Regions from separate parts of the Homo sapiens genome. Here region 1 is linked to region 2. Evidence: chromatin loops called from intact Hi-C (ENCODE). Cell type or tissue: heart left ventricle. All regions are shown on one strand. Links, peaks and the distances in the headings refer to the core of each region. The heading gives the core; the rest is flanking DNA.

Region 1 (15,677 bases), core at 3,567-11,566, 94 kb after region 2:
GGGGTGATAGAGGTGGAGGTGGTGAGAAATGGTCAGATTTGGGGTGCATATTGAGGATACAGCCAATAGGCCTTGCCAGTGGATTAGATCAGCAGTGTGAGAGAAAGAAAAGAGACAAGGATATCCCAAGGTTTTTGGCCTAAGTAACTGTGTCTACTTTTGCTCAAAAAGTAATCAAGTATTTGGGCTTAAAGTTAAGTCAGCTCCACAAATACAGAGACCATCTCTGTTTTGTGACTACTGATCTCCAAGCTACCACAGTGACAGGTACATACGCACTCAGTAAATATTCGTGGAATACTAAATAACAATCTTTTTACAAATGGGCGGCATCGGTGGTATAGGCTTCAAGCACACCAGAGGACCCATTTTATTTCCACAGCCCTTTGGCATCCATCTCAACTGTCCCAACTTCTCATTCCTGGCCCTCCCTTCCATTGTCATCTCACCCTAGGAAGAGCGCTAAGTCCCCCACTGTATCCCCATGCTTCTGCCTCCTCCATCCTTCTCATGCAGGGTGCCCCAGGGAGTGGGAAGATGGAGTGACAGGCAGCAGGGCCTGAAGGACTGGAGAGCTTTCTCTCCACTCATTTCAGTCCTCCTGTGGTTCTTCTGCCAAGGCTTTTAGCAACTCTGCTCACTATCTGCATTAGCCGCAAGAGGAGTGGATGGGAACAAAAGCAGGATGAGAGGCTCTTGTTCTTTCTCTCTTTCTAGAAGAGGCTAGCAGAGCTCTTCTCACCTTGACATTTAGTGGCAGATATTCATTACCCTAAATATTACACCACCAGCAACAACACCCCCATCATCATCATCATCATCACCAACCTGTTAATCAAAATAATTGCAATCACCATTTAGTAAATGTTTACCATATGCCAGATGCTACTCATTTCACCTATATTATTGAATTTCATCTGTGAGGACTCCGTGAGGTGGGTAGTATCATCCCCATTTTACAGATACACAAACTGAGACAGTTTCACTTGACCCTTTTTTGGATCCCCTACCCTATTCTTGCTTTGCAAGGCTCACTTCCTCATGCTAAATCCTTTATTGCTGTTTGCAAAACATGCTCAGTTTCTGCTTGCATTTCCGCAGCCTTCGGATTTCAAATCCAAATTTTTTAGAGTCAGGCATGTTCTCACTATATTGCCCGGGCTGGAGTGCTGTAGCTATTCACAGGCATGATCATAGTGCACTGCTGTCTTGAACTCCAGCGTTTGAAGACATACCTTCCCCTCATGCCCTCGACTAAATGCTTACTGCCCAGGAGGGGCTTTTCTTTATCTTTGGTGACCCTGCAGCCTTCAGTCTTTCCCAGATACTCTCTTCCCACTGCCTCTGGCACCTATTTGTGCTCAGGCAAAGGGATGAGTATTGTTCTGCTTGATTTGGGGGAAAAGAATAACTTGTGGATTGAGCTCATAGGAACATGGCACCGGCTGTTTGGGGCTTTTGCTGTTTTACCAAAAATAGCAAAATCTCTTGCCAAAAATCAATCTCTCTCTCTCTCTCTCTCTCTCTCACACACACACACACACACACACACACACACACACACACACACACACAGCTTTCTCTTGGCTTGAAAATATTTTGAGGGCACATTGCTCTTGTTCACATGGCAAAGAAAAGTGTGGGTTTCAGTATCAGGCTGACTTGGGTTCAAACAGGCTATACCTGAGCTGGGTCATCATGCCCAAGAAGCATGAGTCAGGGCTGAAATCTACTCGCTGGCTCAGCCAAGCCCCAAGACCTGGCCCAGGGCTGCATCAGCCAAGGAAGGAGTGCCTTTTCCCAGCTGGTCTTCCCAGAAGACTTGCCTTTTTGCAGTGCACCCACTCAGAGGGGGAGTCTTTTCCTAATGCACACAAAGGTGCCTTATGTGAGGGGCAACCATGGTTCAAAGCCTATTTTGCCTCATGCTAGCTGTGCTGCTTAAGACAGGTGACTGTACATATTTATTGTCTTCAGCCAATAATTTGAGAACCCTGACTCTGCAGCAGGCACTGGGCCAAGTGTGGCAGGACCAGTGTGACAAAGTCACGATTCCTGCCTCAGAGAAGCCTGCAGTCTAGTTGAGAGATCCTCACCAACAGTTGGATGGGCACTTAACCTAGCACTCCCAGAATAGATGCTATAGAAGATGCTGAAGGAATGGTGTTCCAGGCAATAGGAACTGCACAGGAAAAGGTAGTGAGATGTAAAACAGCATAGTATCTGCAGAGAACAAAGCACAGTTTGGCATTCCTGAAGCACAGAGAGTCAGGTGGGCTACAGCAGGAGAAAGGGAGAGAGCCTCTGAGGCCCATTTCTCTTATCTCTAAAGCAAGGATGACTATTACCTCCATCAGTGCGGGACCTGATTAGGTATTCAATGCATGATTGCTTCTATGCCCAGGTAGTTTTGAAACTCTGTTGCCCAGATTGGAGTGCAATGGCATGATCTCAGGTCACTGCAATCTCTGCCTCCTAGGCTCAAGCGATTCCCCTGCCTCAGCCTCCCGAGTAGCTGGGACCACAGGCACGCACCACCACGCCTGGCTAATTTTTTGATTTTTTCAGTAGAGATAGGGTTTTGCCATGTTGCCCAGGCTGGTCTCAAACTCCTGAGCTCAGGCGATCTGCCTGCCTCGGCCTCCCAAAGTGCCAGGATTACAGGAGGGAGCCACTGTGCCCAGCCCTAGTTTTGAAACTTCTCAAAGGCAGGTACCGTGTCTGCAGCTATACCCTATCATAGCACACTGCAGCTTTGAGCACCACTGTTTGAAGACATACCTTCCCCTCATGCCCTCGACTAAATGCTCACTAACCAGGAGGGTCTTTTCTTTATCTTTGGTGACCCTGCAGCCTTCAGTCTTTCTCAGATACTCTCTTCCCACTGCCTCTGGTACCTATTCATTCTCAGGGAAGGGGATGAGTATCAGACACTGTGCTGAGAATAAAATCTGTGTTAAATAAGTAGTTTTTGATTGTCTAGTGCTAGCACATATTAAAGACCTAACAAGTATTTGTTGGATGAATGAAATAAGCCAGTCCTGAAACCTGGTCCTTACCTCCTAGATCTGCCTGAGATATGGGGTTGGAGGAGGGTCTTTGGAGAGGAACGAGAAGGAGGAAGCACATCAAAACCTTCTTTCCAGAGGGAGTAGCTGCTTGGACCATAGAGCAAAGCCCTGTGAAGCATTTTCCTTAAACTGGAGGCCCCTGGGTTGCCATAGGGCCTCCACTCTCTGGTTTCTGCTCTCAGGGGCAGGACAGGGGAGCACGGCTGAGGTGTGAGTGGCCAGGGCAGGGGTGCAGGCAGAGCTCCAGTCCCAGAAAATGACTGCTCATGTCGTTCGCTGGGAGTGTAAAGAAGAGGCTGGGGGCTGAAGAGGCAAAGCCCAGGGAATATAAGAAAATCTTAGCTGCAGGGAAAAGCGCTCTTCTTCGCAATGAAGGCAATGAAATTAGAGGTAATTGCAAGACACGGAGATTCGATAAAACCTAGGGAGGCGATCAGGTAAGGGGGGCTGGAACTAGCTTGGGAGATGGAACAGCTGTTCCTCCCCTCCAGCGCCACTGGTAATAGCCCCTGTGTTGTTAGAATTGAACAAACAGTCCTTCCTGGCCCCAACCAGCGATGCCCTGTAATGGGGGCAGCTGGAGCAGCCAGAGGAGTGGGGGTAGCTTGCCCACCTATGAGACACAAGCTTTCCCCCGAGACACCACACTGTGCTGGGGTCTGGAAGCCCAAGAATGGTAGAGCTTGGACCTGCTGTAAGGGCAGAAGGCTAATGGGGATGACTACCATAGGACTGACCTCCCTTTCACCTGCAGGCCACAGGCCACCAGAGGCCCTAGGAGGAGCTAGGGCATGCCCTCCTTCCCTGTCCCCCTGTGTCCTTCCTTTCACTTGCTGAGGATACAGTGGTGAGTAATTCACACCATGAAACAGAATGAAATGTGGAAAGTGCTGGTTAGGAAGCACAAGGCCACGTGGACGCATACAGCAGGTGACAGCCCAGCCCAGGTGCTCCTCAGTTTGGGAAAGTCTTTAAGAAGAAGGGGTCTTTAGTGGGGCCTGATGCATGGCTCTGGGGAGAGGAGTCAGTAGGAGGGGATGGTAGCTGAGAAAGCACAAGCACCTTCTGGAAGATGCATTGCACTTCAGAGGCAAGATTTTCTTTCTTTTCTATTTTTTTAAAATTTCTTACTCTAATCTCATGACAGATTAGGGAGGCAGGTTTTGAAGAAGGTTGCTGATGAGATAGAAAAGCAACCTGAGGAGATGCGGTGCGAAGAGTGACCATGATGAAATTAGCACAATGGCTTTGGGAACTGGTGATCCTGGGCTCTACCTGGTTGGCCCTGACCATGGGAGCCCTGGGCCTGGAGCTGCCCTTGTCCTGCTGGGAGGTCCTGTGGTGACTGCCCGCCTACTTGCTGGTATCCTCCAGGTGCTATGCCCTGGGCACTGTGGGTTATGGAGCGGCCACGTTGCCTGATAGCAAGGACACCATACATGAGCTGCATAATCAGAACCAGGAGCCCAAAGCTGACTCAGCCCACAGACACCCTACCCTCATTCCTGCGCAGACAGCCCTCTCTCCCATTCCCCATTAAAGAGCAAGTTTATTTTCTAATAAAAGAGAGAAACGAAAAGAAGAAAAGAAAAGAAAAGCAACTTTGGGGGGAAGGACTATTACACTGAAAGGAATTACAGTGTCAATGCTTAGGACTATTACACTATTACGCTTAGGGGAAGGACTATTACACTGAAAGGAATTACAGTGTCATGCCATCGCAATTAACATGTCCCACAGCGAGGAATAGCTCAGAAACTCCACGAAGGCCCTCAGGGGACATTAAGCAGCAGCCAAAGCCAATGGTGATGAAAACCAAGGCATAATATTTTATAAGTTTATGATGAAATAAGTGCCAGAGTAGAACCCAAACTGGACAGATACCAAAAGAACAAGACTGTGTCCTTTGCAAGAACGTGGATGGAGTTGGAGGCCACGATCCTCAGCAAACTAACGCAGGAACAGAAAACCAACCGCATGTTCTCACTTATAAGTGGGAGCTAAATAATGAGAACCGATGGGCACAAAGAGGGGAACAGCAGACACTTGGGCCTACTTGGAGGTGCAGGGTGAGAGGAGGGAGAGGATCAGGAAAAATAACAATCAGGTACTATGCTTAGTGCCTGGGAGAGGGAATAATCTGTACAATACAGCCCTGTGACACAAGTTTACCTACATAACGAACCTGCACATGTATCCCTGAACCTAAAATAAAAATTGAAAACAATAAATAAATAAATACAATATGTCAACAAGAACATATGGGAAGAACCATGCCCAAAATGAAATAGTACAAAATGGTCATGCTTGGGTAAGGGATTGTGGCTGATGTTTCTTTTGTTGCTTGTTTAAACAAATTGTTTTTCTTTGTTTGTTTGTTTGTTTTTCTTTGAGACGGTCTCACTCCGTTGCCTAGGCTGGAGTGCAGTGGCGCAATCTTGGCTCACTGCAACCTCTGCCTCCTGGGTTCAAGCAATTCTCCTGCCCCAGCCTACTGAGTAGCTAGGACTATGGGTACCCACCACCATGCCTGGCTAATTTTTGTATTTTTTAGTAGAGACGAGTTATGATCTCACCACTGTACTCTAGCCTGGGTAACAGAGCAAGACCCTGTCTTTAAAAAATAAATTTAAAAATTAAAAAAAATGTAAAATTTAAAACATGAATAACAGCAAAAAATGGTAGGTTTAGAAAAATGTTGTTTTCAAGCTGCTTGTTATTTCCCTTCTCCCTCAAAACAAGGTCATTCATGGCCGTTGTCAGTGAAAACAAATTATGTTTCCTTCATTCTGCAGCCCAGAGACATTGTGTTCTGCTCAACTCAATCCAGCTCAGTAAGGTCTTTATGTGAACATCTTCCCTGCGAAGGTCACCTGCCTAAATGCTAGGGCTGTGGGGTGAGGGAAGGAGACACAAGCAAAAACAAGGGGAGCCCTTGTCTTCAGATTGACTGGAATATAAGGATGAGGAAGGGAATTAGGTTAGAAAGAAAGATGTAGGAATCTTTAGAAGAGTCTCTATGCTAGGACTTGCTCTGCAGGTAGTGAAAAGTGAGGGTGTGATAGGATTAGAGTTGGTTCTTAGGAAGATCATTCCAGGAGCAGTGGGAGGACAGGCAAGAAGAGTGGAGTCAGGAAGGTGAGAGAGCCCACAGACTGGCCCATGCTTCCAGGGGAGGAGAGCAAGGCTGGGGAAGGACAGCAGTAAGTGCAGCCAAGGAGCCCCCTCTTATTGGCCAGCAGGCTTCTCTTAAGTGTGGCAGGCAGGGAACAGGCTAACTCACCCTGTCTTCATGCCTGAAAGAAGAATGCACCCTAGGGCAGTGGTTCCCAACCTTGGCTGCCCAGTGGGCTCAACTGAGGAGCTTTAAAAATACTAGGTCCTGGGTCCCATCCCCAGATAGTCTAATTTAATAGATTTGGGGTATTTTGGAGCTTTCAGAGGATTCTAATGTGTGATCAAGTTTGAGAGCCACTGCTTTAGAGCACCATCAAACACACGAGGAGTCCACGCTCCTGGTCCCCAGGCAAGATCTCATGCTTCTGCCTAGAAGAGATGCTGAGCAGCTGGTCACTCTTTTTATTGGGCTCTGAATTTGAAGCTTTTCTGGGGATGTGACAACTATGTCCTCTGCAGCATTGAGAGCACTCAGCTACTTTGGCTCAGTACTACTGATGGCGTTCTGCCTTCTGATCTCTCCTCCTGTGTTCCTCATCACTATGTGTCCACTTCCTTCTGTATGTCCATGCCTTTACCATGCAATTTTGGGAGGGGCAGGAAGAAACCACATGTGTTCAGGGTAACATCTTGACCTGGAAACTCCTTTCTGTCTTTTATGGGAACAGGGGTGCCGGGGAGATTCTGGGCCTTGGGGACATCCAGTCTTCCTAGTCCTCAATGGCTGAATACAGGAAAAAGACATCATTTTAGGTATATTTATAAAGCAGCTGAGCTCTGTCTCAAGATGGCTAGGATGAGCATTTGGAATAAAAAGTTGATATTTGCGATATGTAACCAATACCCGCAGTAATTAGGCATGAAGTTTGGCCACCTCTTCTATGGGTGAGGCCACCCAGAGTTATTCTTGTCTTTCCTCCACCCCATTGAGCATCTCCGATGTGACAAAACTAAAATGCTAGAGGCCTGGGTCCAGCACATGAGGCCAGAAAAGAGTGTAGGTACCTGGGAATGTCAGTGCCATTCAGTGTGACCACAGTAAGGGCAATCACCCGGGCAGCTCTCCCAGGAATCTGTCCTTGTGGCCAGCCAGTGGGGTGACTTTCCAGAGTCCATTCCCCTGCCAGTCTATAAGTGGCAAGCTTGGGAGACAGACAGCCAAGGTCCTTTTAGGGATGTGGCTAGCAACCTCTGCCAGAAACCTAGCATGGGTCAGAGGGATAGTCAGCTGCTGTGAACCACTAGATGCCCTGTCACCAACATGGGGCAAGTTGAAGAGGTAGGAAGAGGGAAGGGAGCAGTGGGGACGCCTTCCCCTGCCACTTTCACAAATCATTACTATCTGCTGGGGGCTGGGCCCCACAGTGCATCTGATAAGGTTGTTAAGTCAGCCGGAACACCTGCCCGGCCATCTGGCACTTTTATCCTCTAGACCGGGCCACACAGGCCTCTTTGCCCACCTCCTCAAAGGCAGTGGGCTGCAGGGGTCCCAGGACACCTGCTGGGGAGAATGAGTGTCCCCCAGCCACCCCACCGCCAAGCCCCAGGTGCTGCAAGGCAGCATTCTGGGTCCTCAGGTAACACTTCAGAAATCCTTCTTTATTTTTTTGAGAGATGGCTCCCTAGCAGCAATGTAGCAGGGGTGGGGGCCCCCGCTAAGGCTGCCTGGAGTTTAAACACAGGTTGATTCTGACCTCACTGAGATAACAGAGCAATGTAGTAGTGAGGCTGGAACAGGGAGAATTTAACCACGGCTTTTTCTTCTCTTCATATCAGACTAAATTGGAGCAGCAGCCCAGGGATCATTAATCATCTCAAATGCTGGGCTTCAGAATCTTATCTCCAGTATAATCACCTCATCCCCTCTTCTGGGCTCTGGAAACCATAGCATTTGAGGAGAAAGCACAGTACCTATGTTAGCAGATCTTGTTAGGCGCTATCTAGCAGCACGTGACCCGTTAATGTATATGTTTAGCTGTTCCAATTGAGTTCTGATTTGTGTTAAGAAAAACACAACTGGGGTTGCTGGAAATGTTCTGTATCCTGGCCCAGATGATGGTTATACATTTATAAAACACCATCAAGCTCTACACTTAAGTGTCCTTTATCCATGTTCTCTCTGTCTCTCTCGCTATCTCTTCCTTATCCTTCTATTAATAAGTTTTTTGAAGAAAAATAGGCCGTGTGCAGTGGCTCACGCCTGTAATCACAGCACTTTGGGAGGCCGAGGCAGGTGGATCTCCTGATGTCAGGAGTTTGAGACTAGGCTGGCCAACATGGTGAAACCCCGTCTCTACTAAAAATACAAAAAATTAGCCAAGTGTGGTGGAGCATGCCTGTAATCTCAGCTACTTCGGAGGCTGAGGCAGGAGAATTGCTTGAACCCGGCAGGTAGAGGTTGCAGTTAGCCGAGATCGTGCCATTGCACTCCAGCCTGGGCAACAGAGCGAGACTCTGTCTCAAAAATAAATAAATAAATCTATTTTTTAAAAACAAAAGGCACAATTGAGTGATACTAAACTCTCAAAAGTAGCAACACCACCCTTGCAACCAAGGGGCCTAGGCTGTGTGTGCGTCACTGTAACCTTAGTGGCTGGATCTCTGGCTGCTCAGGGCAAGGCAGTAGAAGGGGGAAAAGAGGTGGAATTTGGAGGAAAGCACATCTGTATTTGCATCTTGACCCTGCCATTTTCTATGTCACTGTGGACGAGTCATTTGGCCTCTCTGCTCCCCAGTTTCCTCACCTGCAAAGTGGGGATGATATTGCCTGTCTTACTGGTTGTTGCGATTAAGATGATTAAATGGCAACATCTGGCACATTGAAGGCACACACCAAATGGCAGTGCTCATTACCATGTAATAGCTGGCTTCTCCTGCTTCCCCTGTCCTCACCTTACCCTGTCACACCTAGCACCTGAAATAAACTTTGATGTTGCCTGGCACCCTGTCCTCTCCCTTCACCTCCCCTCACCCACCCCAGGATTTCCGCTCCTCATTTCTTTTTATTTTTTTTGAGACAGAGTCTTGCTCTGTCACCCAGGCTGGGGTGCGGTGGTGCAACCTCAGCTCACTGCAACCTCCGCCTCCTGGGTTCAAGCGATTCTCCTGCCTCAGCCTCCCGAGTAGCTGGGATTACAGGTGCCCACCACCATGCCTGGCTAATTTTTTGTATTTTTAGTAGAGATGGGGTTTCACCATGTTGGCCAGGCTGACCTCAAACTCCTGACCTCAGGTGATCCGCCCGCCTTGGCCTCCCAAAGTGCTGGGATTACAGGCGTGAGATACCACACCCGGCCAGCCTTGGCTCCTCATTTCAACTGCAGAAGTCCTGCTTATATGACTTGGCCTGACCCATGCAGGTGCTGCCACCCACTGCAGCAAGAGTAGGTCACTCCTTTCTAACATCCATCCTTTGAGATCATCCCAACCCTGACTCTGTGGTCAGTGCCCTCAGCAGCAGCATGGCCCCAACTGTACCTGTGGGCTCAGGAGACACTGGGTTGGAATTCCCATGGTGCATGCAAAGGACATCAACAGCTACTCAACACTTGCCACTGGGGACCAGGGAGTGGTGGTTCCTTAGAGCAGAGGGTATGGGTGGGTGCTATGGTCTGAATGTTTGTGTCCCCTCCAAAATGTATGTGTTGAAATCTAATCCCCAATGTGAAGGTAGGAGGTGAAGCCTTTGGGAGGTGATTAGGTCATGGAGGTGGAGCCCTCATGAATGAGATTAGTGCCCTTATAACGGAGGCCTCAGAGAGCTGCTATGCCTCTTCCACCATGTGAGGACACAGCTAGAAGGCTCCATTTATGAACCAGAAATTGAGCCCTCACCAGACACTGGATCTGCCAACACCTTGACTTTGGACTTCCAGCCTCCAGAACTGTGAGAAATCAGTTTCTATTATGTATAAGCTACCCAGCTTATGGTGTTTTGTTATAGCAGCCTGAACTATGACAGTGGGGCAGACCCAGTGCTATTTGTGTCCACTCAGGAATGCAGACCAGTCCAAGGTGAGGTGTTCCAGAGCCTGTCTGTGCTGGGTGGACACATCAGAGGCATGAGACTCACCCATGCACACCCTTTTCCAGCATGCATGCCTGTACTGCAGTGAATTTACTTTCCTTTATGAACCACCTACATTTGCAAAATCACTCCTTCCTAATGAGCCCACGTTTGCTTCCCTCTCATGCCAACCAGAAGCAGTCTAATCCCTTTTCTACACTCTCAGCATCCAAATATTTGAAGATATTCGTGTCCCTTGTCCTCGAAGGGAGCCTCGTGCAGGTTAAAGATCCCCTGTTCCTTCAATGGTAGCTCAGACATCAGCCTGAAAAGCAGCTCCTTGCTGTGGGCCCTGCACCATTTTCATCACGGAGGTGGCAAGAGATGAAATGACGATTTTGTCAGTGGGCGATTTTCAGACACAGACCCTTAGGAAAGCATGGCTATTATCACAGCAGCTCCCAAGTGCCCACAACAGGCCCTCCTCTGTGCACTTCACACCCTTTTACCATCCTGCACCAGCCCCCACTCCCCTCTCCGATTGATTCCCGGTTCACACTAATTAGGCTTTGCTTGGACTGTAACAGGAACGAGAGCTTTGCCATTTTCTTTAAGGAAGCCATGTGAAAGGCTGACCTGCTGGTGGTTGCCAGGCAACCCTGATGATCCTACAGGAGAGACAAACTCGAGAGCGACAGGGCAAGAAAGCCTAGTTAGCAGCTATTGAATATGATCTCTGCTGCACCAAGAGGTGTGAGAAAGTTCTAGTCAGATGTCTTTTTAAAGGGAGTGCGCATGTGTGTGCATTCGTGTGTGTGTGTCTGTGTGTTGGAGAGGCATAGTCAAAGGGAGCTGGGAAAGAATAAAGTAGTGTTATTATTTCAGGTAGAATAATAATAACATACTGTGGCAGGAAAATATATTGAAATATTATACTTTATCTGTTTGCCTTTAGTTTTCCCTCCTGCCCCCTCAATTCTAGTTGCTGGGCAGAAGTTGCCCTTCCTCACTTTGGAACAAGACAGAAAGCAGAAGCAGACAGTAGGCAAGGCCCTTCCCCTCTTTTGTAAAATGTTAAGCCACAGAACAAGGAATTGTGTGAGGAGTCTTGGAAGGTGGAGCAAGAGAAGTGTGAAGTTGGAGAAGCAGGATTTTCTGGGGACAATAAGGAGACAGAGGTCTCTGAGTCTCCATTGCTCAAAGACCTGGACATGGCCAGGCACAGTGGCTCACACCTGTAATCCCAGCACTTTGGGAGGCCAAGGCGGGTGGATCACCTGAGGTCGGGAGTTTGAGACCAGCCTGACCAACATGGAGAAACCCCATCTCTACCAAAAATACAAAATTAGCCAGGCGTGGTGGTGCATGCATGTAATCCCAGCTACTCGGGAGGCTGAGGCAGGAGAATTGCTTGAACCCGGGAGGCAGGGATTGCGATGAGTCGAGATCATGCCATTGCACTCCAGCCTGGGCAACAGGAGCGAAACTCTGTCACAAAAGAAAAAAGACCTGAACTGCCCAGCAGTGCTCCTAAGGGGATGGTGACATGTCAGATGGGTCTAAGCACCTAGGCTCCCAACCTCACCAAGTGTTCCTTAACCCACACACGACACAGTCCCCTGGTGAGAAGGAACTATGCAGAGGGCACAGTGCATAGTCCAGGGAAGTCTGTGGAGCTGGGGAGCTACAGAGGGGCCAGCCTGGTAGGTTGGCATCTGAAACAACCCAGAACATTTGCACAGCCCTGATGGCTGGGAGAGGAAACAATGACTTAGATTGCACTTCCTTCACATGGAGGCAAAACAGGGACACAGAATGGATTTCATGTAGAGCAACTCAAGCTTTTTAGGTGAACACTTTGCTAGTCTCTACCAAACTTTCAATGTCACCTCCCAATAATTTCATTTGTGTTAAGAGGTAACATTTATTGCACTTTTACCATATGCCAGCAGTGTTCTAAGAACTCCACTCTAACAACACAGGAGAGTATCTACTTCTCCTGCACGCTTACCATCACAGACTATTTTCAATCTTTAAAAATGTTGCCAATCCAACCGTTGTGAAAAATGGCATCTTATTGTTCTTTTAATGTACATAGCACTGAGTAATAAGTTTTCACTTGCATTTCTGTATCATTTGCATTTTAACAATGAGAATAAGTTCATGTATTAACTTGTATATAAAATTAAAGTATATCAAAATAATGGATCCATATGCACTTAAGAATACGGTCTTGAAATATGCGAAGCAAAAATCCATAGAAAAACAAAGTGAAATTAATAAATCCACAGTGGAAGATTTTTACCATATACATAAGATATCAATCAAGTAAGCAAAAATAAGTAAAGATTTGATAACACAATTAAACTTAATCATGTACAAAATATATTGCAATTGCATTATATATGTACTTATACATATATGTATATGTATACACACACAACGTATACATATAGACACATACATATATACATATATATTGCTATAGTCTGAATGTTTGCATCATCCCCAAATTTACATGTTGAAACTCCAACCCCCAATGTGACGATATTAGGAGGTGAAGTCTTTTGGAAGGCAAAACACTTATTACTGGGACTGGTGTTCTTAAAAAGAGGCCCCAAAAAGCCCCCAAAAAGCCCCCTTGCCCCTTCCACCATATGAGGACACAGTGAGAAGGCACCATCTATTCACTAGGAAGAGGGCCTTCACCAGACTCTGAATTTGTCAGCACCTTGATGTTGGACTTCCAGGCTCCAGAACTATGAGAAATAGATTTCTGTTGTTTTTAAGCTACCTAGTTTATGGTATTTTTAATAATAGCAGCCTGAATGGGCCATGACATAGACACAAAAAACCACGCATAAATCCAATAAAACTACGTGTATACACACAAACAGTATACAGAGAACACTCTCAAAAAGTTGATTGTACCATCTGCTACAAAGAAAAACTGGATAAATTATAAAAATCAAAAGTCATAAAGAGCTACAATCTCTGAACACCGTGAAATTTTTTTTTTTTTTTGAGACAGAGTCTCTTCCGTCACCCAGGCTGGAGTGCAGTGGCACCATCTGGGCTCACCGCAACCTCCGCCTCCTGGGTCCAAGCGATTCTGCTGCCTCGGCCTCCCAAGTAGCTGGGACTACAGGCACCCGCCACCATGCCCGGCTAATTTTTTGTAGTTTTAGTAGAGACAGGATTTCACCATGTTAGCCAGGATGGTCTTGATCTCCTGACCTCATGATCTAACCGCCTTGGCCTCCCAAAGTGCTGGGATTACAGGTGTGAGCCACCGCACCCACCAGAAATAATATTTAAGATTAGTAATTGTTTTAAAAGGATAACCAAATTATCACCTGCTTAGAAAAATAAAATATTTTCCTAAATAACTATTAGGTTAAAAGAAAATTTAAAAATAAAATTACACTTTACTTAGAAATGAAAGACAGTCATCTTTTCTGGTTTTCTTAGAGGGTAAAAGAAAGAAATGAAAGACAACCAATTTGTTTGAAGATGTAAGTGTAAACCAAACTAGGTAAATTATAGGTAGTTAAAAAAATAATCTTGGCACAGGAAAAGCCTTATTAAATATGACACAAACCTCAAAAATCCCAAACAACTGATACATTCAACCACCTAGGAATTTTTTCTTAATGTGGCAAAAACCACCATGGGTAAAGGCAAATGATAAACTAGGAAAAAATATTTACAACTTATATGACAGACAAAAGACTAATTTCCTAATATATAAAGATCTCCTATAAATCAATAAGAATATAGACTACCAGCCCAAGAGAAAACATGGCCAAAGGATATGAATAGAGAGTTCACAGAAAAGAGAATTTAGGGAAATGGCTCTTGGCTGAGTGTGGTGGCTCATGCCTATAATCCCAGCACAGTGGGAGGCCAAAACGAGAGGATCCCTTGAGCTCAGGAGTTTGAGAACAACCTGGGCAATATGATGAGACCCCATCTCTGTAAAAAAACAACAAAAACCATAGTGGCACATGCCTGGAGTCCCAACTACCCGGGAGGCTGAGGCAGGAGAATGTCTTGAACTCAGGAGTTTGAGGCTGCAGTGAGCTGTGATCTCACCACTGTACTCCAGCTTGGGAGACAAAGCGAGACCCTGTCTCTCAAAAAAGAAATGGCTCTTAAAACATATGACATGATATTCTATTGCACTCATAATAAAATTAATTGTAAAATAAAACTCACTGAGATATTGAGTGAAAGAAGAGGACACATGGATGATTATATTCATATAAAGTTTGGAATTTTAGCCAAACTAATTGAAGGTGTTAAAGGTTAGATGAGTGGTTATCTTGAGGGCCAGGGAGTGGGAGGATAAGGGAAAACTTCTGGGTGCTGGTAAATTCTATTTCTTTCTTTTTTTTTTTTTTTTGAGACAGAGCTTCACTCTTGTTGCCCAGGCTGGAATGCAATGGCACAATCTCCGCTCACTGCAACCTCCGCCTCCCAGGTTCAAGTGATTCTCCTGCCTCAGCCTCCTGAGCAGCTGGGATTACAGGCGCCTGCCACCACACCGGGCTAGGTAAATTCTATTTCTTGATTTGGGTGCTGTTATAGATTAATTTACTTTGTGAAAATGAATGGAGCTGTACACTTATTGGTCCATATTTCTTTCTTTCTTTTCTTTTTTTTTTTTTTTTTTTGAGATGGAGTCTCGCTCTGTCACCCAGGCTGGAGTGCAGTGGCATGATTTTGGCTCATGGCTGCAAGCTCCACCTCCCCAGGTTCATGCCATTCTCCCGCCTTAGCCTCCCGAGTAGCTGGGACTACAGGTGCCCGCCACCATGCCCAGCTAATTTTTTGTGTTTTTAGTAGAGATGGGGTTTCACTGTGTTAGCCAGGATGGTCTTGATCTCCTGACCTCGTGATCCGCCCGCCTCAGCCTCCCAAAGTACTGGGATTATAGGCATGAGCCCTGTGCCCGGCTGGTCCATATTTCTTTATGCTACATGTCAATAAAAATTACTTTAATATACTGCATTGAGATATTATTTTTCACTGATTAGGTTGGCAAGGAGCAAATCATCTGGTGGTGAATTTTGTTAATAAGGGGAAAAGGCTTTCCTCATGTATTACTGATGAGAGTGCAGATTAATAAAGCTTCAATAAGGAGATGACATTAACATCTGTAGAAATTACTAATGCACATACCCTCTGGCTGCATTTTCATCTCCAGGAACTTACCCTACAATAATACTTGCACCTTTACAATGACATAATGCATGCCCACGTCATTGAGAGACAAAACAATGGAAAGCTAATTAAACATCCATCAACAGGGAACTAATTAAATAGTGAGAGCAGTGGCTCATGCCTGTAATTAATCCCAGCAATTTAGGAGGCCAAGGTGGGAAGATCGCTTGAGCCCAGGAGTTCAAGACCAGACTCAG
Region 2 (15,677 bases), core at 5,159-13,158:
GCTTCCCACCAGTGCCACCACCTCTGTATGCTGTATACACATCCACTTAACTTCACATCCATTTAACAAACATTTACCAAGAATCTACTATGAGTGAGACACCATGCTAGGTGCCGTGAATACAGATACAAAAGATCATTCCTCCCCACAAGTAGTTCACAGTCTTTGAGGGAAGACAAACATGCAAACATTTTAACCATAATCTGCTCAATAATATAATGGAGGTAAGCATTGGTTGGAAGTATGAAATCATAAGTGTCTAACTCCTGGCCGGGTGCAGTAGCTCATGCCTTTAATCCCAGCACTTTAGGCGGCCAAGGTGGGCGAATTACTTGAGGTCAGGAGATCGAGACCAGCCTGGCCAACATGGCGAAACCCCGTCTCCACTAAAAGCACAAAAACTAGCCAGGCGTGATGTCTGGCACCTGTAATCCCAGCCACTCAGGAGGCTGAAGTAGAAGAATCGCATGAACCCAGGGAGCGGAGGTTGCAGTGAGCCAAGATCACGCCACTGTACTCCAGCCTGGGTGACAGATTGAGACTCTGTCTCAAAGAAAAAAAAAAAAAAAAAGAATAAGTGTCTCATTCCTGAGGAAATCAGGCAAGACCATGGAGAAAAGAACATGGAGCTCAGAAGTGAATGGGAGTTCATCTGGACAAGTTGAAGTGGGTCATTGGAGACAAAGGTAACCATCTGTGTAAAGGCATGTGGTATGAAAAAACATGGTGTGTTCAGGTGTGTATGTGATGGCAGATGAGGCCAACAAGACAAGAAGGCATCAGAATGCCAGGGGTCTTGTCTGTCACACTGGAGCTTTTACGCTGTCCCCACTGAAGGCAGTGAGGAGCTGCTGAAAGCATCTAAACCAAGATTCTGTTGTAGTCATTTCTTCAACAATGCCAGGCACTGTTCAGAGTGTTGGGGATATATCCCTGACCAAACAGACAAAAAGCCCTGCCCTCATAGAACTTAAATTCCAGTGGGTAGAAGACAGTAAATAGAAAACAAGTAAAATGTAGGAGTATAACGGTTGGAAAGGGGAAGTGGGGGTCAAGCAGGCCTGCATAGCCACATTCTGTAGGACTTTGTAGGCCGTTGTGAGGACTTCAGCTTTTACTGTGAATGAAATGGGAGGCCAATGGAAATTGCTGAATAAAGGGTTGACATGATCTTGCTGACAAGATCTTGTAAGCTCTTTGGCTGCTGTGTTGATATTAAACCATTGGAGAGCAAGAATGGAAGCTGGGAAAAGTCCTCTAAGCAGTTAGAAGACTATTGAAATAATCCAGACAAGAAACAATGGTGGCTTGGACCATGGTTATTGCCATGGAGGTATTATGAATGGTCTGACATATTTTGAAGGTAGAACAAGCAGGATTTGTTAATATACAGTGTGAGAAAAAGGAGCGAAGGAAGACCCCAAATTTTGTTGGCCTAAACAACTGGAAAGACGGAGTTGTCATTGATTAAGATGGGGAAGACTGCAGGAGTTTGGATGGGAGTTGTTAAGGTTGAGATTCTTAATAAACATTCAAGTGGAGACACAATGTAGACCATTAGAAATGGAGCTCAAGGGCCGGGCGCGGTGGCTCACACCTGTAATCCCAGCACTTTGGGAGGCCGAGGCAGGCGGATCACCGGGTCAGGCATTTTAGACCAACCTGACCAACATGGTGAAACCCCGTCTCTACTAAAAATACAAAAATTAGCCAGGTGTGGTGGCGTGGGTCTATAATCCCAGCTACCCAGGACGCTGAGGCAGGAGAATCACTTGAACCCCGGAGACGGAGGTTGCAGTGAGCCAAGATCGTGCCACTGCAGTCCAGCCTGGACGAGACTCCATCTCAAAAAAACAAACAAGCAAAAAAAGAAATGGAGTTCAAGAGTCAGACTTCAGACTTTAGCTAGAGATATACAGTTGGGAGACATCATAGAGATGATATTTAAAACCATGAGATGACAAAATCATTAATACCATAAATGTAGATGAAGAGAAGAGGTCCAAGGACTGAACCCTGGGGCGCTTTCACATTTAGAGATTTGGGAGACTAGGAAGAACCATCAGAAGAGACAAGGAACTTCCAGAGAGGTAATAGGAAAACCAGGAGAGAACATTTGTTTTTTAATTTGGCTCAAGGTGGGGAGATCAGCTGTGTCAAATGCTGCTGATGTGATAGGTTGCTAGATCAATAACAGAATTGCCTATTATATTTAGTAATGTGGAGTTAGTTGGATTAAAGCATTTTTGGTGGAGTGGTAGAGGCTAATATCTGATTGAAATGGGTTCAAGGAGAATAGAAGCAGAGGATAGGAAGAAACAGCAAGTATAGTCAGTACCTTAAAGTTCCTTAAGAGGGCTCTGCTATAAGGGAATAGAGAAATGGACAATAGCTCCCAGGAGGTGGGTTCAAGAGGTTTTCGAGGGTTGTTCTGTTATTTTTTCAGTTTGGAACATAACAATATGTTTTGCCATTGGGAGCAGTGCAGTATAGAGGGGAAAAAACAAGTGATACTGGAGTGGGAACATTGCGGGAACAGTGTCCTTCAGGGGCTAATACACAAGTGGAGCACTGTAACAGGAGAGAGCGCAAAGGCTGTGGGCACAGATGTTCAGTAGTGGGAGCTGGGAGAAAGTCTGATTGCTTCTATTCCCCTGTGGAGGTCATCCGCTCAGCAATGAGGAAGCAGGGAGTTGGAGGTTAGAGGAGACAAAAGAAGCTATAAAAGAGTCATCTAGGAGAATGGAAGGATAATTGAACAGGGTATGTGCTGTATGATTGCGAGGCAGTTCTAATCACTTCTAAGGTCAAACCCACAGGAAAGAATATAGTTGTAAACTTTGAATACCAATGTGTTTTTGATTTGCCTTTTAAAATACCTCTAGAAAAGCAGGTAGGGCTGGGGCGAGAGTAGTCCTTAGATTATAATATAATTTCTAAAATGGAGTCTATTGTATTTCAAGTGGCTGTGGTGGGTACAAACATGAATCTGATATATGTGTGTAGGCCTAGAGGAACAGCAAGTTTATTTCCAGCTCCATTGCTGAAGGATGATTGTGTGTGTTCAAATTTTAAAAAGCACAGCTTGGTGAGCAAAGCTCTAGACTGAGACAGATCTACTAGGTCCAAGGCTTGGCTTCTCTTGCTAACCCTATTTCCCTATTGGTACCTAATTTTCACCATCTGAAAATAAAAATCCTTATTTTCCTTAAGGATTTCTTAAGGCATTCTTAATTGTATTAATAAGTTAACTTATTAGAGATGATAAGTTAGATGATAACTTAGCTAGAAATAGCCAGAAGACAGCTTGGACTAAGACAGTGGAAGATCTTGAACGCAACACAATGTGTTCACATCTGATTCTATTGGGACATTTGCAACATTGATTTCCATACCCCATCCAGAAGTCCAGGGTGAAGCTTAAACATCTGTATGCTTCACAGCTGACTGATGTTCAGCCTGCATTGAAAACCACTGGTCTAGGGTAGAGGTTGGCAAACTATGGTCGACTGGGCAAATCTGGCCAATTGCCTGTTTTTGTAAGTAAAGTTTTATTGGAACACAGCCTATTAATTTACTGTTGTCTGTACCTGTTGTTGGGATATAGTGGAAGAGTTTAGTAATTGGGACAGAGACCTGTTGGCCCGCAAAGCCCAGTATATTTACTATCTGGCCCTTTACAGAAAAAGTTTGCTGTCCTTTATTCTAGGGGATTCTGGGTTTTTTTTAATGGTAATGATATGAGTATTATTTTTGTCTCATTTTTTGCAATGTAGAGTCCAGATATTGTCTATGGTTGATGAAATAAGAAACAGAGGTTTGACTGTATTTTTTAAATTGTGGGAAGAGGAACCTACAAAGGATCTGAAAATAATGAACACGGGTATACCTGCAGGGACAAGGAAGATGGGGAGTATGCATGAAAATCCCTTCTCATAGCGGAAAGTCCCCAGATGTGTCTGAAGTCAGCAAGTCAAGAAACAGCATCATAAGCACAGCAGTCACACATGCGGTGGTGGCACCAGAAGGACTGAAAAGGAATGGTGGGGGCAGCCACTTAAGAAGCAGCAGGGGGCACAGAGCTGTTATTTTTTAACCATGTGTTGTATTTCTTTGATTTTTAAAAAGTCGAGACAATTTTAAATAAAATCTTTCTTCTAATTGCAGCATTTACCCTCCCATTCCAGGAGAGGAGAGCTCTCTGAGGTGGGCAGGAAAGAAATTTGAGGAGATCCCAATTGCACACATTAAAGCATCCCACAACAAGTAAGTGGGAAGGGAAACACTGGGCAGGTCTAGCGTGAGATTCTTTCCACTTCACAGGGAAAGTCAGGCTTGGCCCTGAATACCCCGGGGTAGAAGTGAGGGTGCTAAGTGCTGCATGATGGCGCTAATGTAGGGCACCGTCTTCCTCCTCACTTGAGGAACCACCTGCCATCTTACACAAGTTTCATAAAAATGTGAAATAGGGTGGGCATATCCTAGTTATAAGAATTCTTTGCTTTCCTTGAGAATAGTGTTTCCTGGTTTTGCTCAAGAGTTGGAAGGAGTGTATGAGGGGCATATGGTCCCACCATGAAGGTGTTTATTAAGTGTTGCTGGTAGGGAATGGATGATATATAAATTAAAAGATATGATTCAAGATATTAATATGATTTATTAATACACTAACCAGAATCTAGACCTCTAAATAGATATTGTCCCTTTAAAGTACTCACCACTCTGGGCCACTGTGCACTGGCCTCCACCTTGTAGAGCTAAATGTGGATGGTGAGTTTAAAGTGACAAGACTAGTGTTCTTGTGTGGCTTACAGACGGGGACAGTGCCAAGGGAATTCCCAAACATATGCTGCCAACAGAAGCATTGCTGGTATTAGTGACAACTTTACAGGTTGGCCCCCACTTGGAAATGAGATCAGTATTTGGTCACAGCCAACCCACCCAGCAATTTAGAGACCAGCACAAGAGACTACAGTCATGGGCTAAAGTGTGTGGCACAGATGAAATGCTATAGGATTCATTTCAGCATTTGTCAGATAAATGTAAAGTGACAGCAATTGGATTTCTTTTTCTTCCCCTCAGACTAATAAGGACATAGGCTAACTGCATTTAAGTGTCTATGGTCTACTCTATACAGCACTGTTTAGGCTGTCACAGAGACAAGCAATTACGCATCTATTCAATATGGAAAACCCTAGAAGCTCTGGTAGGGGGAATGTCAGAGCCATAGCCAGGATAACAAGTGGATGGCCCAAGCCCGGGGCTGACTCCAGCAGGCCTCCCCTTCAGTCACTTCTCCTGCCTCCTTCTGTGAGCTCTCAGAGCTCTCCAGACCAGAAATAGGATGATGATGACTAAAGGGGAAATCAAAGCATATCTGAGGATTTCTTAAGGCATTCTTAATTGTATTAATAAGTAACTTATTAGAGATGATTAAGAAAAAGTTGTGGGTGGATGCAGTGGCTCACACCTATAATCCCAGCACTTTGGGAGGATCACTTGAGGCCAGGAATTTAAGACCAGCCTGGGCAACATAGTGAGACCCAGTCTCTAAAGAAATACAAAAATTAGCCAGGCGTGGTGGCATGCACCTGTAGTCCCAGCTACTTGGGAGGCTGAGGTGGGAGGATGGCTTGAGCCCAGGAGTTGGAGGCTGCAGTGAGCTATGATTGTGCCACTGCACTTCCAGCCTGGGCAACAGAGTGAGACCCTGTCTCACAAAAAAATAAAAAAGAAAAAAAGAGAAAAGTTTTACTTGTTTAAAATAATTTTTGATCATGGAATATAGTGTCATAAGCATCAAAAGTATCCAATATGAGGCCGGGCGAGGTGGCTCATGCCTGTAATCCCAACACTTTGGGAGGCCAAGGCGGGCAGATCACCTGAGGTCGGGAGTTCAAGACCGGCCTGCCCAACATGGAGAAACCCCGTCTTTACTAAAAATACAAAATTAGCCAGGCATGGTGGTGCACGCCTGTAATCCCAGCTACTCTGAAGGCTGAGGCAGAAGAATCACTTGAACCCGGGAGGCGGAGGTTACTGTGAGCCAAGATCGTGCCATTGCACTCCAGCCTGGGCAACAAGAGCAAAACTCCATCTCAAAAAAAAAAAAGTAGCCAATATGGTAATATTGCTAATATTTTTTTAAGAGTCCTTCTTTTAGAGCTATGTACTGAAATATTTACAGACAAAATGATAGGTCTGGGATTTGCTTCAAAATAATCCATTGGTGAGGGGAGTGGGGTGGGAACAAGGTTTATAGATGAAACTGAATTGGATATGAGTTGATAATTGTTGAAGCTGGTTGATGAGTCCATCAGATTTCTTATGTTATTCTCTTCACTTTTGTGTATATTTAAAACTTTCCCCAATACAGTCATTTTCTGGGTGATACTTAACTAACTACTCTCAGATTATGGAGCGCTCTTTAAATTATGTGACTTACCAGTTTTCAGTCAGGTTTAGGGGAGAATTCTGACCTTTCCTGATACTTCCTGTAGGAGTTCAAAACATGTTCATCTGAGAAGCTCAAAGTAGAAGCAACTGAATTCCTTTTTCTTTCTCACCCAGGCTTCTAGGGGCATAGATTAGCTCTCTCTTATTTCCCTGAAGAAGAGTTGTATCCTATGTGCTTCTTCTACTTTTCTCAGCACACAGATCCAGGTAGTCTCTGCTAGTAATGAGCCCCTTGCCTTTGCTTCCTGTGGCACAGAGGGATTTCGGAATGCCAAGAAGGGCACAGGCATCGCAGCACAGACAGCAGGCATAGCCGCAGCGGCGGTAAGTGTGTGTTCCTTCTGCTTCCTTCTAGTGTGTGTTTGCTTTCTGCATGGCTCATCACTGAGTGGAGAATCCTCATTATACTACCCATTCAGAAGCAAGGGTTTGTCATGGCAGCTTTGATGCCCTGATTGGAGCATTGGTTTGAAAAGGTTTAGTGAAAGGCTCCTCTTTTTTCTTTCTCTCAGCTTCATTAGAGGTGAAGCCCTTGTTGGTTCATTCTAGGATGTAAGAGCCAAGATACCAAAGGCTTGAGAACCAAAGACCCCTCAATTTAAAAACCGTTAGCCAGGTCTGGTGGCACCTGCCTGTAGTTCCAGCTACTTGGGAGGCTGAGGCTGGATGGCTTGAGCCCAAGAGTTTGAGGCTGCAGTGAACTATGATCTCACCACTGCACTAAAGCCTGGGCAACAGAGAGAGACCCTGTCTCCAAAATAAATTAAAAATAGGCCAGGCGCGATGGCTCACAGTTGTAATCCCAGCACTTTGGGAGGCCAAGGCAGGCGTAAGAGATCGAGACCATCCTGGCCAACATGGTGAAACCCCATCTCTACTAAAAATAGAAAAATTAGCTGGGCGTGGTGGTGCGCGCCTGTAGTCCCAGGTACTCGGGAGGCTGAGGCAGGAGAATCACTTGAACCCAGGAGGTGGAGGTTGCAGTGACTCGAGATCACACCACTGCACTCCAGCCTGGTGACAGAGCGAGACTCCATCTCAAGAAAAAAAATAAAAATAAAGACCAGTGGTTTGGGGTTGGGAGAGATATGATAGTCTATTTGGAGAGGACATAGTATCGTGGGGACTCATGCAATAGCAATACCAGTTCCAGTGTGAACTGTCGTAGACCTTTTTTAGAAGCAAATTGGCAAGGTGCTGCTATTGGTATAGTTATTGAGCATCTACATGTGCCAGACACTTTACATTCATTATCTTGAATCTTCAGAGACCCTCAGTATTATCCACATTTTCATAAGCCAATTGAGATTCAGAGTGTGTGACTTGCCCAGAGCCATGCACCGATTCAGTTCACTGATCGGAACCCAGATTGGTCTGGGACCAAAGCCTGCACAATTTCTACTATAGTACAGGCCTTACAAATGTTCAGACTCTGCCAAACCAGATGTATTTCCTGAAGGAAAACCTTGACCTTCAAACAAGGGAAGGCACCCCAAAATATTGATTGCATGTACTATCATCAGAAATCAAAATGCTGTAAATGCCCAACCATGGACAGATCATATACTATGAAAAGAAGTATGTCACTGTTCACAGTGGCTTCTGCATGGTGAGTCATGAATGATTTCTGTATATTTTCCCATTTTTATAATGAACTGCCTTTATTATCAAGAAAGTAAATTTTAACTCTAACTGCTTAGAGATTTTAAATGATAATACTTTTAAAGTGGGTATTTAGGTTCAGCCTTGAAGCCTAGGGTGGCGCCTCATGGTCTGAAATTCTGCATTTGCCCCCCTGAGAAAAACCTGAGCAATATTTAGAAATTTCCATTAGGTGGCGGTGCTGTCCTAGGCTAAACAGATCACAGTCACGTGAATTCTGCAACCTGCCAAATTCTGTGGTCTCTGCTGGCGCCTGTCCTCCACTATAGCCATCTGCCCTTTGCCTCCCTGTTTACTTCTCTGGATGCCCTTTCCCTGAGCTCACACACCCCTTGCTCTAGGAGGCAGTAGCAAGAGATTTGGATGCAGTAGTTCTCTCTCCGGGGCACTAACCACTCTGCTTCTCTCCAGAGAGCTAAACAAAAGGGCGTGATCCACATCCGAGTTGTGGTGAAAGGCCTGGGGCCAGGACGCTTGGTAAGTTACAGTGATTTCCATAGTGTACTTGCCTCCTAGTAAGTGTGAGAATTTGGGGCTTGAGAGCAGAGTACAGGGAGAGTAGAAAACACCTTTTAGTGGATTTCCATGTTTGCTTGAAGTTCCCGTCTGTTGTTTCTATAATTGACCAAGCCCCTCAGAGCAAGCCTAGATCACTTAGTATAATTCATCAGACACTGAGTGCCTGCTGCGTGCCACGCACTGGGAATGGGAAGGTGGTTCCTGGGGGAACTGTCACAAACAAATCCCTTAGGACAGACTGGTGAGCGCTGTGGTAAAGCATGTGCCCAGATCGCTGGGAGCCCATCAGGGGATCCCGAACCTAGCAGGGATAATCTTTCCTGATGATCATTAGCACAGATAATCTTTAGCTTCTTCAAAGAGGTGACATCTCTCTGACTTTGCAGGAATAATGAGGTATCAGGGAGGTGGAGGCACAGCAGGTACGGGGGGACATTGCAGGCAGAGAAAACTGCCTGAGTAAGCTACAGAAGTATGATACCCAAGGTGTGCCAAGGTCTACAAGAAGTCTTTGTTCGCAGATCGTAAAGTGCAAAGTGGAAAGTGGTGGGTACAGTTTGAGAGGGGAACAGTGTGAAAACCTGGTTAAAGGGTTTGGGTGGAGACCTTTGTGAGAGTAGAATAGGATTGGGATTATAGGTATCAAAGCCAGTGAGCATCTCACCCCTCCGTTCCCTTCTCTACGCCACCCTGTCCCTCTCCGAACCCTGCCTGGAGACACTGGATCATCATTTCTGGGACCATGTCATTCTACTTTTCCTTCTGTTCCTTCCAGTCTGCCATGCACGGACTGATCATGGGCGGCCTGGAAGTGATCTCAATCACAGACAACACCCCAATCCCACACAACGGCTGCCGCCCCAGGAAGGCTCGGAAGCTGTGATGGGAAGGAGGCCTGCACTTGGACCTGACCTCAAGCCTCAGCTCCAGTGGGACCTTGTAAAATGCTCCCTGTCAGAGCTCTCCAGAATATGCTTGTTGGAGATCCTTCAGGCAGTAAGGGAGAGTTTTGCCTCCTTACACAGTGGCCTTTGCTTGCACCTCCAGCTGGAGATGGGTGTGCCCCAGAAGTAAGCTTTGCATCTCTTACAAGAGGGGAGCTACAGGGGCAGCCGTGGCCTAGGCCCAAACTCTGCTCTGAGAAAATAAATATCTGTACCACCTGTCATAATTTTGAGATTTTTTGCTTTCAGAGTTACGTAATTCCTAATTCCTCTTGAAAAAGAGAGTGTGAAATGAGGTGAGGCCTCAGATGAAAGTAAAATATAAATGTGAGTTGCTATTTACCAGACACTTCTGGTTTCAGATATTTCTTTTCTAGCCCCTTACCCAAGATTTCTAGAGCTAATCCTAGTAACTTTTCTTATTAATGACTTATAATTTGGCCCCAAATTGGAGCTTTTTGCCACCTACCTCTGGATTCTGATGGATTTCGCCATTATGGGCATGTTTAAAGTTAGCCCTAAACACAGGATTTTCTACAAGTGGACAGTCAAACTCCCCACACTAAAGTGGCAGTCATCGTTTACACTCCATGGGCTTCAGCAGTCCCAGCACTAACGAGAGAGTGCCCTAAAAGCGGGGAGGGTAGAGTTGTACAAAACATGATTCTTGGCCAGGCACGGTGGCTCACACCTGTAACCCTGGCACTTTGGGAGGCCAAGGCGGGTGGATCACTTGAGTCCAGTTAGAGACCAGCCTGGGCAACATGGTGAAACCCCCTCTCTACTAAAAATACAAAAATTAACCAGGCATGGTGGTGTGCGCCTGTAATCCCAGCTACTCTGGAGGCTGAGGCATGAAAATCGCTTGAACCCAGGAGGTGGAGGCTGCAGTGAGCTGAGATCATCCTACTGCACTCCAGCCCAGGTGACAGCGAGACTGTCTCAAAAAAATAAATAAATATAAATAAAAATTTAAAAAAATTAAAAAAAAAAACCTGATGATTCTCTAGAAAATAGGGTGGATGGCAGGATGGGCTTGAGTAGAGTCCAAATCTAGAAGTGCAGAAAGCAAGTTGATAAGGAACCTGGGTAGTGCTGGCAGTGGGGCACAACTCAGGACCCCCAGGCAGGACTGACTGCTCCTCTGTTGGGGCTCTAGGGTTCCTGGATACGGCACAGAGGCCAAAGGTGGGGGCTCTAGAGACACGACCAGAGAGTCCCCTCTTCCACAGGCAAAGACTAAGGGTGAGAGTATCACCAGAAGCTGAGAAGGAGTGGTCAAGTACACAAAAGCACTGTTCCTCCCAGATGAGTGCAGGAAGGGCTGCTGACCAGAAGGGGAAGGCACTGTGGAGTTTTACTTCTGTGTCCAGCCAGCTAAGTACTGTGATCTGCCTGAACTCAGTATAGGAAAAGACACAGATGCCCCCTTAAATAGGCAAGAGGCTGTGTTAGGACAAAGAAAGGAGGAAGATCACGAACCAAGACATGAATTTAGAGGAAAAATGCCTCCCTACTGCCTTCTCTTTAGTCCTTAGCAGGTCCTATGAAGGCCATCTTGTGACAGTGACCAAAGAAGCCCAACCGGAGGCTTCTTGGATCAAAGCCACTGTCGGAAGGAATTAGACTGTTTCACCGCAAAACTACATATAAACACAATGCATTAAAACATGGTGCACTTGAAAATTGCACTTCGCGATTTGATATGGTTTGGTGGACAGAGGGCCCGTAGCCATCAGACAGTTCAATCAGGGTCTGAGCAGGAAACAGCTCACAAGGTTTAAGAGAAAAGCTCAATGAAAGCTCTTTGCAGAGGCATGGGTAAGATTAAGGAAATAAAGAAGGTGGACTACAAAGCAGCTGCCACCCTAGGCTAGAAGAGGCAGGGAAGAACAGTTCCTAGAACCTGGCAGGAGCTGCCACAGCAGCAGAGTGCACCTCTGCCAAAACCATGGCCTGAGGGAGAGGGAAGAAATGCCTGGCTGTTCCCGGCCTGTAGTCCCTTGCTGGGGTCCCCCTTGGCTGATCCCAAAAGGAAGCAAAAAGGAAGGGAACTCAGTGTTGTGGTACTTGGAGGCTCAGCCTCCCAGGCTGCAGAGTGGATCTGGAGGGGCACGTAGAGGATAGTAAACACAGGAGGCTTCTGTGGCTTCTGTAAGTCCTCCATACACCATAGGTTTTTATTTTGGTTTTGGTTTTTGAGTCTCGTTGTCACCCAGGCTGGATTGCAGTGGTACGACCATGGTTCACTGCAGCCTCAAACTCCTGGGCTCAAGTGATCCTCCAGCTTCAGCCTCCTGTGAGCATCTGGGACTACAGGCGCATGCCACCACACATGGATAATTTTTGTATTTTTTGTATTGAGACCAGGTCTTGAACTCCTGGTCTCAAGCAGTCCCCCCACCTCGGCCTCCCAAAGTGCTGGGATAACAGGCGTGAGCCACTGCGCCTGATCCACACACCATAGTTTTTAAAATGTTATTTTACTCACAAGAGGGCTTTGGAAAGGAAGATCCTGCCCAGCAGAGCCTACATGCGCAGACAGGACAGAGGACCCTTAAGGATCAATGGTCTTGTTGCCGGAAATGGATGTCTGGCGCAACCCCCGGAGCTAGTTTTGGGGAGGCCGCCTTGTTGACTGTGCACTGGAAAATGCACATTGCTTTATCGTGAGCTCTCGGTGCACAGTGTGGTTTCCAGGCTCTGAGTGGCCAATAAAGCTGGTGCTGTCTTAAACTGTACTGTCTCTTAATCATTTGTCTTGGCCTCTCAGAGACTGACCTTCCCACCCCCATGAGAGACCAAGGTACCTTCACTGAAGGCTGACCAATCTAGGCGGTGATTATTTACCTAAAATGCTGGACTGCCCTGTCCCTGCTGCCACAGCCCATCTCAAACAGCAGGTCTCTCCTTCCTGAGAAAACAGGTGGAATGTGTGCTTGCACTTCCCACAGGCGGAAAGATGCAAGCCCAGCATGTGGGTCCCAAGTATTTGCACAAGCAGGGTGTTGGCATCAGCTTGTGTGACACACTTTGTTGTCTTCTGGCAGCAGAGCCTCAGATTATTTCTACGGATGCATCTGCAGCTTTGCTTCTAAGGCTGGCTGCACAGGACTGGCTACATAAGGAAAGCCTGTCCTCCTACACTAGCAAAAAAACAGATGCAATTTCTTTCCTTTCAGCATAGACGCGACGTTTTCACATCTTTCTGCCAAGGCTATCACCTGACACCGAGATGTACGGTCACTGCCAAAATAAGCCTGTTTACCACTAGAGTCCCTGAATGCTAGCAGAATTTCACGGGCACCTTGGGAGAAAGCATTTACCAACTCTATTTGCCTGTAACCAGGCTCTGACATGTCTCTTTAAAAAAAAAAAAAATGCATATATACCTTCCTGCTGGACTTTATTCTTTTTCTCTACTCATTTTTCTCCTATTCTGGAAAGACACATTGCTTTTGAAACCTGGGTACTATCAGCCTAAGGTGATGAAGCTGTCACTTGCCAAAGCAGAAATTATCCATTCACCAAATTAAGCCAACATGGGCTAGTCCACAAACATGGAGGCCAGGCACTGGGGGAACAGGGCTGGAGCTGTCCCTACTCTGGAGTTCACGCTCTGAGGAGGCAGGACAGGTATGTGGCTGAGTTAGAATGGAATTCCATAAAAGAGGCACAAGTGATATTGGCGTTGGAGTGAAAGACCCGTCCCCTCAGCTTCAGGGCCGGAAGGGAAGTCTTTGTGGAGGAGAAGGCATGCAAGAGGAACCATGGGTGAATGAGCATCCTCAGGAGCTCAAAACAGCATGCAAGGCTGAGGGGTGAGAGGTCATCAGGTTCCTGGTTCCCACTGAGTTGACATGGTGGGTCACACGGTTCGGACTGGATAGGGAGACTGGATGGAGAGAATAGCTTACCAGAGGATTCAAGAGAAAGGAAGGGGTCATAAAACTTGCAATCAGGCCAGGTGCAGTGGCTCACACCTGTAATCCCAACACTTTGGGAGGCCGAGGCAGGCGGATCACCTGAGGTCAGGAGTTCGAGACCAGCCTGACCAACATGGAGAAACCCCGTCTCTACTAAAAATACAAAAAATTAGCCCATCGTGGTTGGCGCATGCCTGTAATCCCAGCTACTTGGGAGGCTGAGGCAGGAGAATCGCTTGAACCCAGGAGGTGGAGGTTGCGGTAAGCCGAGATCACGCCATTGTACTCCAGCCTGGGCAACAAGAGTGAAACTCCTTCTCAAAAAAAAAAACAACAAAAACAAAAACAAAAAAAAACTTGCAGTCACACCAAGGTTAAAGAGCAGTCTCCACAAATGGGATGGACAAAAGGAGGTGGGTGTGTAGACAGCTGCAGTCAACAGGAACTTCAGAGTTAGAGATTCAAGAGAGAGCTCATTCACAGGAGAGGAAGTGAGGCACATGGGTGTCTAAAATACAGTCGAAATACAAGTCACTGAGGTTTAAGTCAAGTAATTATGTGGACAAAGAAACTTACCTTGATGCTGAAGCCTGGAAGTAGATGTCAGGGAAAAGGATAGAGAAGTCTATGAGGTTCAAAGTCCCTAAACAAAGTGGAGTGGCCCATAGTGTAGGAAGCAGACCAAGAATTCAGGAAGGCAGAAGTAATAGATCGTATGCACTTCAAAAGAGAACGGCTGTCAAGTAGGGGTGGTGGAACAATATCCCTGGAAGGGCTGAGGAGAGGGGAGCATGCTGACGCCTATCCCTGTCCACTGGGTGGGAGGTGGGGGTGGCGTGCACAGTGCTGGGGAAATGATGGTGATGAGGCTGTCTCTCCTCAGTAGACTGAAGGTGTAGGGACCGTGGTGGGAAGGCAGCGGCTGTGGACGCAGATGCCCAGAGCATGGAGAATCAGAAGAGCCTCTGGGGGCCTGGAGGTGTGGGGCCAGAGCCCCTCAGGAGCCAGGAACTGGATTGGAATCTATATCTAATACCCAACATCTACTCTGCTTCCACCCTGACTTTATAACAGAAGAATTTCAAAAGCTCAAAAGCTGTGAAATGATGTTTAATCTTACTAGTAATCAAGGACATAGAAGCTAAATGCCTAAGCATCATTCCCCAAATGTAGAGATGCCAATCAACGCCATAGTGGGATGAGACAGACCAGGAAAACTACAGAGTAGGGAAAAGAAGATGGCCAAGATTGTAAATGCAAGGAAGAGAGACTGTGAAGGAGGTGGGACAGAGGGCTTAGTCGGAGTGCAGGTTGCTGTCCAGAAGTCTGATAGGAACTCTACAAGATGAGGTGCCCCTTAGGTTTAGCCATGTGGAGGTCATGATTCACCAAAGGGAGAGAGGGTCAGAGACAGTGGGAGGTGAAGAAATAGAGGTTGGGCCAAGAGTGCTGAGTTTTCTAGTAAAGTCTGTCTCGTGGTGATGGAGAATAAATGGGATCAGCAGTTTCCCCTGCACCATGATGGACCAAGAGTCGGGGTGTGCAGAGGAGACGAGAAGAGGCTTAGAGCTGTGGAGAAGCAGACCTCAGCCAGGTGGCTGTCTCCCCTCTGAGGGAGATAGCGGTGTGGGACCCCAGGGACAGGCATGCCCATTGTAAATTGGGAACAGCAGTGTCTGATGTGAGCAACGTGGGCACCAACAATGGAAACAAAATGTCCTTGGAATCAGTACACACAGGGAATGTTTCGTGTTCTTTCCGACATTCTACACCGATTGTTCTGAAACAAAAAGTGTGTGCTCTCTCTCAGCTCTTACTGGGGGAAGGTAAATACCTAGAGCCTCTTCAGAGGGAAATTTGGCAATATCTGTCAACACAAGATGCAAAGACCTGTGGCTTCATAATTCCCTTCTAGGAATGTATCACATAGAGACAGCATCGCTGTCCACTAGAACTCCTTGCACAACAGAAATGCCCTATATCTTCCCTGCCAGAATGGAAGCCACTAGCCCCACATGGCTCTTAAAATGTGACTAGGAACTGCGTTTTAAATTCTATTTAATATGAATTAATTAACTTTGAAATAGCCACAGGTGACCAGCGAGTGTGGGACCACAAAGCTATAGATATTCTTTCCCATGTGTACCAAGTATGCAAAGATATTTTTGAA

Evidence for each region. A loop is a pair of places that touch in the nucleus more often than their neighbours do. Peaks named below come from ENCODE experiments on the same cell type or tissue, not always from the same donor. Only the 100,000 strongest peaks of a DNase experiment are listed, where the experiment ranks them.
Region 1: it touches region 2 in a loop (2.6-fold over the local background); 2 of 110 quality-filtered maps call a loop at or near these places.

Annotation. Positions count from the first base shown.
Region 1 is chr15:88,563,997-88,579,673 of GRCh38, forward strand. No RefSeq gene overlaps it. Among named protein-coding and RNA genes, the nearest start is that of DET1, 25 kb to the left of the region's middle. RefSeq lists an enhancer at 4,434-4,933. In heart left ventricle, for the core only: no CTCF peak of the experiment used is centred there; DNase peaks (open chromatin) are centred at 7,315 and 7,755; H3K27ac peaks cover 1,309 bases.
Region 2 is chr15:88,468,460-88,484,136 of GRCh38, forward strand. It overlaps MRPS11 (mitochondrial ribosomal protein S11), which reads left to right. Exons shown (of 6, transcript NM_022839.5): 3 at 4,168-4,266; 4 at 6,651-6,780; 5 at 8,530-8,595; 6 at 9,413-12,317. The coding sequence ends at 9,520. Among named protein-coding and RNA genes, the nearest start is that of MRPS11, 8.6 kb to the left of the region's middle. In heart left ventricle, for the core only: CTCF peaks have their summits at 8,284 (motif pointing right) and 8,483; no DNase peak of the experiment used is centred there; H3K27ac peaks cover 487 bases.